Linked DNA regions of Homo sapiens: all the other regions are linked to region 3. The links are chromatin contacts, found by Hi-C or POLR2A ChIA-PET in ENCODE. All regions are on one chromosome and are shown on one strand. Each heading gives the region's core, a stretch centred on a gene start or an enhancer-like site at or near the end of the contact. The rest is flanking DNA. Distances are from core to core; before and after follow the strand shown. Region 1 holds the start of HBP1 (HMG-box transcription factor 1). Region 2 overlaps SH2B2 (SH2B adaptor protein 2). Region 3 overlaps LOC101927902 (a long non-coding RNA gene).

Evidence for each region. Hi-C counts contacts between places; a loop is a spot of excess contacts on that map. ChIA-PET counts read pairs that join two places held with the same protein, here RNA polymerase II (POLR2A). Pooled maps may share reads with other maps.
Region 1: a pooled map shows a loop between it and region 3 (28-fold over the local background). The contact joins the promoter of HBP1 here to the enhancer-like site in region 3. A Hi-C loop is called at or near these places in 2 of 37 single-sample maps with no recorded cell type and 17 of 50 pooled maps. POLR2A ChIA-PET finds 5 or more read pairs at or near these places in 1 of 52 experiments (CD4-positive, alpha-beta T cell).
Region 2: a loop to region 3 is called in a map with no recorded cell type, with 35 times the contacts of the local background. The contact joins two enhancer-like sites. A Hi-C loop is called at or near these places in 3 of 37 single-sample maps with no recorded cell type and 3 of 50 pooled maps.

What each region holds. Positions count from the first base shown.
Region 1 is chr7:107,167,488-107,170,439 of GRCh38, reverse strand. HBP1 (HMG-box transcription factor 1) reads right to left here and starts at 1,437. Exons shown (of 11, transcript NM_012257.4): 1 at 1,255-1,437. RefSeq lists silencers at 738-957, 1,218-1,317, 1,336-1,909 and an enhancer at 1,628-1,787.
Region 2 is chr7:102,302,379-102,305,078 of GRCh38, reverse strand. The region is part of intron 2 of SH2B2 (SH2B adaptor protein 2); the gene reads right to left. Among named protein-coding and RNA genes, the nearest start is that of MIR4285, 11 kb to the right of the region's middle. Within about 2 kb of position 1,303, at least 3 of the 41 ENCODE cell types and tissues checked have a DNase peak (open chromatin) inside an H3K27ac peak, as active enhancers do.
Region 3 is chr7:104,943,617-104,946,472 of GRCh38, reverse strand. The region is part of intron 1 of LOC101927902 (a long non-coding RNA gene); the gene reads right to left. Among named protein-coding and RNA genes, the nearest start is that of LHFPL3-AS2, 18 kb to the right of the region's middle. RefSeq lists enhancers at 815-884, 1,117-1,411, 1,205-1,514, 1,825-1,874, 2,515-2,574. Within about 2 kb of position 1,297, at least 37 of the 41 ENCODE cell types and tissues checked have a DNase peak (open chromatin) inside an H3K27ac peak, as active enhancers do; they include CD4-positive, alpha-beta T cell, where a contact is called at or near this core.

The DNA.
Region 1 (2,952 bases), core at 188-2,687, 2.2 Mb before region 3:
ATAGCAAAAAAAAACCAAAAGTACAAGACATACATTGCAGATTTAGATCACTGTTAAATGACCAGAAAAGTATTTCCAATGTTAAAATTATTCTAATTCTCAAAAAGTACCTTTAATTTCAAAACCACTATTAGGAGTGCTTACGGCTATTCAGAGGGAAGTATTAATAAAGCTAAAGCCTCCATCCGAGCTGTTAGTAGGACTCCATCGCTTCCCAGTATGTATAACTCCTTTTCTAAGCCTCCTCTCGTCCTGGCATCAGTGGCACCATGAGCCAAAAACAAAACAAACAGAAAACTTGAGTATTACCTCGCTGTCAGTGCTCCTTCTAAAAACGACTGTAGCTGAAAACTCCCTAAGAATGAACTCGAGTGTAGAGTGCACAGCGGAGAGTGAAACACCCTAGACAGCACGCAGCATTTAAAGCTACAAAAACCTGGCTGTCCACTTCGCCTGGTTTGTTTTGTTTTGTTTCAATCGGCCTGCGGTGGCAGCATAGGTTGAAAGGCGGAGACTGGAATCGCCTGCCAAGCCTCCTCTTTGGGTCACACAGAGCGGTGCCTCCCGGTTCACGCCAAGTCCATCCCCCACCCTCTTTCGCCATTCATCGCGTTCCCCTCCCTTCCCCCCATCATGTGACCGCAGCCCGGACTCCGGGCTTGTTTTTCCCCTCGGCTCAGCCCCAGCGCGCAGGCGCCTGGGAGCCCATTCATTCGAACTGCGTAACAATGAGCCCCGGGGCCCAGCGGCTCCGCGAGCTCCTCAGCTCAGCCAGAATCCCCCTCAGTCCAGAAGGAGGCGGCGCCTCACTGGGGTCCCCCACCTCCGGCCAGCCCCCCACCCCTGGCCAAGCTCCGACCCTCCGCCCACAAACGGGGAGTTGAAGTCAAACTTTCCTGGGCAGCCCCGGCGCTGCGTCGGCCCCTTCCCCCGCCCTGGCCCGCCCCATCTCCACACCCGGCCCGGCCACCCACCGCGCGACCTGGCCCGGAACTTCGCCCTCCCCCTGCCTCCTCCCGGCCCCCGCCCGAGACCCCCTAGCGCCGCCGCCCCGAAGCCCAGGTGAGCTCGCGGGAGACGCTGCTCCGGTGGGCTCGCCGCGGGCACCAATCGAACGGTTAACTGCCCCCACCCCAAGGGCAACCCTCCGAGAAGAAGGAACGAGGACCCGAGCCCTCCAGTCTGCCCAATCCCCCGCGCTCCTGCCCCTCCCTTCCCCACCCCCACCTCTTCCCTAACTGAAAGACAACAAACCTGCCGCGAAGTGCCGGCAGCCCAGGCGCGGGCCGCTCCGGCCACGACAACACCACCAGCAGCTCTCGTACCCCCTCTCCGACCGACGTCGGCCTCCCCCGCGCGGGTTACTGCTCCCGCGGCAGCTCTTACTCCTCAACCGAAACTTTCCTACTTACCAAACCCGTCGCCATTACCAAGTCTTTCAAGCTTCGTCTTCCCCCTCCCCTCAACCCCCTGGGGGTTGAGCCCCGCCCAGCTCTTTCGCCCTCTTATTGGACTGCAGAACTGCCATTCGGTTCTTCCCCTTTCCCATTGGGTGGTACCGTGGTCCGTCTCGGGGGGCGGGCATGTATTGACTTTTGTGTTGTGTTTACTGGAGAAGATGGCATGTCAATCACAAGAGTAAGTGCTTCGGATTGGACTATTGCCGAGAGTCCGGGGACCCAAGCCAAACTTTGTCCCCGAAATGGATTGTGGGTTCGTAGTCTCAAGCCTTGGTCCTTGGCTGTGGGAGACTGCTGGCCGGGGAAGAGCTGGACTACGTATCCCAGAGGCGCTCGCACAGCGCAGTCTTGATAGTAAACAAGAGTCATAGGGACACGTGTATCAGCTCGTTTGTTTTGGTGTCTGGGACAAAAGGGAGGGGGCGGAGGAAGGGAGTGTTTTAAAGCTTGGGCCTCTTCTTTTCCTCCGGGCCTCTGCTAACACTTAGAGCGGCCCAAGCCTCTTGCAGCACCCAATCCGGGCCATAAACAGCCAGAGTTGCTCGCTGCTCAAGAGTTTGGCAGGAGGCCAGGGTATTGTTTTAGTGCGAGGGGAAGGAGATGACTGCACCAGCGGAAGTACTGCAGGCTAGCGAGGGACTTGATCACCCACAAATCACGGCCCCAGGCACGAAGGGGTCGAAAGTGATGCTGGGGGCTGCACTGGCAGTGGGAAGAACTAGAAGTCCTTTCTCTTGTGCCTTGCCTCACCACTCCCAGGACAGCAACTTGAGATTGCCTTGTCAGCTCTGTTCAGTTCACCTAAGTTTGTTGAGCCGCCACCTAAGTGCCAGGAAGAGTGAGGCTGGGGGATGGACTGTGAGCAAGCGAGAAGCTGGAGTCTAGAGAATTTACAAAGCGGGGGCGGGGGCGGGCGATTACGAAATTGAGGCAAGTTAAAGCGGCATTTTCCATACTGATTAGTATGCTCGTTGGTTAACGTAATACAAAGGGTGTAATGTATGACGTAAACTGATTTAATTTGTGAATCATTATCAGTAAGTTTCTCTGGTGAGTTTTATTAACCCTCTTTTCCTTCTAGACGTTTTCTCATTGATGAAAGAAACTGTCTTTCCACTTCATTTCCACTAGGAGTTCCTCAAGTTACGAATTCTCTGACTCACCAGAGACGCTTCCCTGCTTTATAGTTAACTTCTCTTTAAACATGGCTGTCCATTCACAGTCGGCTGCATCTAGTCAATAATTGGTGTCTTTACCATTCACATTACAAAGGCATGATTAAGCTTTTTCCCCCCTTTGAACCTTTAGTGTTTAATCATTTAAATTGTGCTTTAGATTTTCTAACTTTAGATCACTAAATATATGCTTAGAATTAAGATGAGGAAAACCTACATTAGTAAGAAATCTGTAAAAGCAAACCTTTGGACAGAGCCAGAAATCACACAGCTAGTTATTTCTTTAAAACCTCCTGCATTTCTTGGATTTTTAAATA
Region 2 (2,700 bases), core at 54-2,553, 2.6 Mb after region 3:
GATCCAAGGTGAGCTGGCAGGGCTCTGTGGGACCGCCACTCTGTGCCTGGCCCCACTCGCTCTGCCTCAAAGCTCCCTGCCGTGAGCCTGAGGCCCCCTTGGGGCTGGCCTGAGTGAGATTCCCAGCAGCGCTGTCTCCAGGACAGGAACTTTCTTAGGAGGAAATGGAAAGGCCACACATTTGATGGGCAGGCAGATGGGAATTCCAGGAAGAACTGGCCCCTGTCCAGCGCGTGCAGGGCTAGGCTTGAAGCATGAACGGGGCCTGGCTAACCCCGGTGTGTGGCCATCGTGCCGGCCAGCGGGGCTGGGGACAGAGCAGACAGAGGCCTGCAGTGGAGGCCTGGACTGGAAGCTTCAGCAGGTATCCTGCTGGCCAGAGATGCTGTGGTTCCCCAGTTTGGAATCTGAGGTCCGTCAGTCCTGGTCCAGCTTCCTCCCACCTGCTCCAGCCACAACGCACTGTGCCCACATGCCTGAATGGTCAACTTGTTTACAACTCCAGGCCTTTGCCCACAGAGCTTGAACCTCCAAAAGTGCTGTTCCAGGGTGCTGGCCACCTGGTGAACACTTAGGTAGCCCAAGCTTTTCCTCCGGGGCTCACCCCAGTAAGATTTGCAAGCATCTTGAAAATACCAGGTTTCCCAGTGGTTTCCCTAATGGCGGGGGGCCGGCCTCATTGTTCCTTGGGTCCCCAGGGCTTGGCCTGGCATAGGGCAATGAGGGGACCTGGGGTTCAGGAGGCTCTTCCTGCAGGGGTGAGGAGGCAGGAAGCCAGAGACCTGACTCACCAGGGCTGGCACCTCAAAGGCTGTGTGAGAGGGAAATCTAAGGTGCCAGGCAATGGCTTCTGAGCCTGCAGGCCCCGAGCTCCTGACTGCTCCAAGGGTGCATCTAGGCCTCTTGGAGGCAAGAGATCTGGACCGTGGGTGGGTGCAGAGGCAGTGGGGGTATCATTCAGGGCATCCCAGGGGGCTCACTCACCCTGGGAGCCTGTCTCCTGGGACCAGACACATTTGGGAAACTCAACCAAGTTCTTAGCATGGTAGGAGCTGCCCTCCCATGGGAATGACTCCTGAATACCCACAAATGCCCCCACCTTTGCATGACACAAAGGAGGGGAAGGGCCCAGTGACCCTGCAGGAACGCTGCCCTCTGCCAGCAGCAAAATTAGTGGGCTCTGCTGGGACTAAGCGGTGGAGTGGGGCGGGGGCGGGCACCAGCTGCTCCTTCCCCTTCTCCGAGGGCAGCAGACACTGCTATTTACAGAAGGGCAGCTGTGACTGTCACTCAGGCCCAAGGCACTGGAGCCCTGGGCTTCTGTCCCTGCCCTCTGGGTGACCCCGGGTAAGCCCCACCCCACCCGTCACTGGGCCTCGGTTTCCCTTTCTGACAAGGAGTGGAGTCGGGCTTAGGGGTCTAGGATTTCTCCCAGGGAATTAAAGGCAGGGGCCTGGGCAGGAAAAAAGCCCTAGGGAAGTGTAGGGGTGCTGGGACCTGGGGAAAAAGCTCTTCAGAGAGTAGCTGTGTCCCTGGGAAGTCACTTTTCCAGGGCCCATGTGGCTCATGGGCAATGAGCCTTGGGGAGCCCACACCCCTGCACCCCAGCAGACTGAGAGATGGAGAGAGAGCCAAGAAGCGGCGGGTGACTCAGAGAGCACCCAGGGACAGAGTGGGCCCTGATGCGGGAGGTGGGTGTGGGGTCCCCGGTGGTCCCTGGGGGTGCTGTCGGCTGCTGCACCAGCAAAACCTCCCCCTGCCTAAACCTCTCAGTGCCCAAGGACCTCCACTTCCATGTTCCTTTCGTTCTTGGGACCACCAGGGTGGCAGGTATCATTAGATCGGATTTTTTTTTTTTTTTGAGACAGAGTTTCGCTCTTGCTGCCCAGGCTGGAGTGCAATGGCGTGATCTCGGCTTACCACAATCTCTGCCTCCTGGGTTGAAGTGATTCTCCTGCCTCAGCCTCCCAAGTAGCTGTGATTACAGGCATGTAATCCTGTATTTTTATTAGAGACGGGGTTTCTCCATGTTGGTCAGGCTGGTCACGAACCCCTGACCTCAGGTGATCCACCTGCCTCGGCCTCCCAAAGTGCTGGGATTACAGGCATGAGCCACCGCGCTCGGCCCCCAGTTTTTTGTTTTGTTTTGGTTTGGTTTTTTGAGATAGGGTCTCACTCTGTCGCCTAGCTTAGAGGGCAGTGGTGCAGTCTTGGCTCACTGCAACCTCTGCCTCTTGGGTTCAAGCGATTCTCCTGCCTCAGCCTCCCAAGTAGCTTGGACTACAGGTGCGCGCCACCATGTCCTGCCATGTTAGACCAGCTCTGGCACCCGCCAGCTGGGTGACGTTGGGCAGGCCACACTTCCCTCTCTGAGCATCTGTCTGCGCTCTCTTCTGTAATCTGGGGACCATGTGCTCACCTCGCTGGGGTGGGGTACCCAGAGGATGACAGTGTGTCTGTGCAGATGCCCACCAGGCTGGGGTCTGGACACACTGTGGGCTCTCAGAGGGTGGGCACTATTGTTACAGCTATTCCCACTTTCCAAAGCAGGGGGGCCACCTTGGAGAAGACGTGACACTACTGCCAGGGACCTGATGGCCAGCCCCTAAGAGGGGAAGGGTCAGTGCATGCCAGTGAGCAACAATGTTGGTGACAGCCAGAAAGAAGCCTGGCATCCCCCTGGCCAGAAAAGGACCCCCT
Region 3 (2,856 bases), core at 48-2,547:
AGGCTCCACTGTTTACAGGGACAGTTTCCAACTGGGGGGCATGCCCCAGCCTGCGTGGGTACCCTGCCTAATTCTGGCATTCACTTACCCACAAATGTAAACCATGGACTCCTATATAAAATGTATCAGTGATAAAGTTGATGTTTTGATCCCATTTGCTTTTTTTTTTTTTTTTTTTTTGAGATGAAGTCTCGTTCTGTCACCCAGGCTGGAATGCAGTGGGGTGATCTCGGCTCACTGCAACCTCCACTTCCTGGGTTCAAGTGATTCTACTGCCTCAGCCTTCCGAGTAGCTGGGATTACAGGTGTGTACTACCACACCCAGATAATTTTTGTATTTTCAGTAGAGACAGGGTTTCTCCATGTTGGCCAGGCTGGTCTTGAATTCCTGACCTCAAGTGATCTGCTTGCCTTGGCCTCCTAAAGTGCTGGGATTACAGGAGAGAGCCACTGCTCCTGGCCAATCCCATTTGTTTTTATTTCTCCTTGCCCAGCTCTTAATTACTCAGAACTTGGGAAGGGAAGAGAGGTTTCCTCTATTATAGTCTCTCAAATCTCCAAACTATTAACTCATTTAATCCTAACAAAAATTCCATTAGAGGACAGGGAGCAATGGCTCATGCCTGTAATCCTAGCACTTGAGAGGTGCAGTTGGGAGGATCTCTTGAGGCCAGGAGTTCAAGACCATCCTGGGCAACATAGTGAGACCCTGTCTCTACCAAAAATTAAAAGAAAAAAAGAATTCCATTAGAAAAGTACTCTTATTATCCTCTCAGATGAGGAAACTGAGCATTTGGCCTTTTGGTTGAAATACAAATATTTGCTCTCAGTCCAGGATCAGATGAAATTAAAGCATATAAGAGTGTTTGCAAACTGTTAAAGCTATGTATACAGAAGGCAATGAGGGTGGTGGTTCTGGCTTTCACACCCACTGGCAGTAGGACTCTGAGCAAGTACTTTCCGGACTTTAGTTCCTTTATCAGGAAAGTGAGGGGTGGGAGAGGCTGATCTGTGCAGATCCTTCCTGTTCTAACGCCTGTGACCACGAATCAGTGATGACTAGCCATTGACTGTTTTCTCCTGGCTTCCTCTGCGTCATTGAGGACTTTTGGATGCTGACTTTTCCCGATTGAGCTAGGCCCAGTCCCTGGGGAACACAGGCCACCTGAAACTCCCCCTCGTTGAATGGGCTGGGCTCAGTCATCTGAGGTTTGCTGCTCGGTTGCCTTTGGTTGCTGCAGCAACATAACACACGCCCACACTTCCGTTTCTGAGAGTGCGATGAAGGCTGATCTCCTCCTGTCGGCCACAGGGGCTCTCCCAGGCCCTGCCGCTCACAGTACTTCCTGGCTTCCTCACAAGGCCACCCGAGGGGAGGGGAAAGAAACCCACTAGTCATTCCTCGGGGGTTGTGGGAGTTGAAGTGAATACTTCCCCGGAAAAAAAAAAAAAAGGCACATCTCCATCAGGTCAGCACTGAGGGGCTAAAATCTCAAGAGATTCAGACTCAGTATTAAGAGACTGATTTGGCTGGGCGCAGTGGCTCATGCCTGTAATCCCAACACTTTGGGACGCCGAGGCGGGCGGATCGCCTGAGGTCAGGAGTTTGAGACCAGCCTGGGCAACATGGTGAAACTCCGTCTCTACTAAAAATACAAAAAATTAGCTGGGTGTAGTGGCAGGCACCTGTGATCCCAGCTACTCGGGAGGCTGAGGCAGGAGAACTCCTTGAACCCGGGAGGTGGAGGTTGCCGTGAGCCAAGATAGTGCCACTGCACTCCAGCCTGGGCGACAGAGTGAGACTCTGTCTCAAAAAAAATAAAATAAAATAAAGACTGATTTAGAACAGTGTTTGTGAACAGGATTTCTGCTTGCTGACGCCGTTGGAAGAGCCTGTGTTTTTGAAATGATTGACGTCATGAAATCTAGTTTGGTCACCAGGATATGGGGTTGACAAAGACCTTGTGGCAGGCCTTTACTATAAGTTTCATCTAATTCTGAAATTCAGTGCTTTCACACCGGAAGTGAGCAAAATAACAAAGAACAGAAAGTGGAAAAAACATTCTGACCTAGTGGAAACTATCTTTTGCCCACCTGCATTCCTGCAAAATAGCAGTCAAATTAGCCCAGATATCTACCTTTGAGGGGGTCCCCAGATGGTGTATCTCCCAAAGGGATTTTGTCGATGAATTTAACGCCCCAGTTATTCAGAAGAGAGTTCTAAAGGCATTATTAGAGGAACCTGAGGTTGTTTCTCTCTGCCTCCATAACAAAATAGCTCACTCTTTTGCACACCTGAATAAAGAAACTACACTGGGATCAGGAAATAAGGGCAGAGCCAGGGCAAATTCCGAACCAATGCAAGAAAACCTTTAAATGCAATTGCCCGGATAGTTCTCCCATTGAGAGGAACAGGATGTGTGCTGGCTTTAGCCAAGAGGAATGGGCTAGATAAGATGAGCATAGATTTTGAACATGCAAAAGGGTGAGGTGACCAGAGGGAAAAGGCGAGCAGCCAGGATAAGAAGACTCCTCTGTCCTTCTGACCCTTGCCCTCACAGGACCTGCTCCTACCAGCAACCAGCAGACACTTCCTCACTTAGGTGGGGGACTGAGGCTGTGGCCCTTGATGGCATTGTTCCCAGAATGGAAAATGTGGGTGTTGGCAACCATATCAAAGGCCTCTGATTGTTTAGAAACCTTTACAGCTCTGATCACCAGACCGCAAAGCCCAAGGGCCGTTCAAGGCCTGTGGAAACTTTGGAACAATAGACTTGGCCCCCTGCCTATCTGTTTTCGTGGCTTTCTGAAAGAGGTAGACGGGGCCTCCAGCCACTCTACGCTCCAGCCCAACCA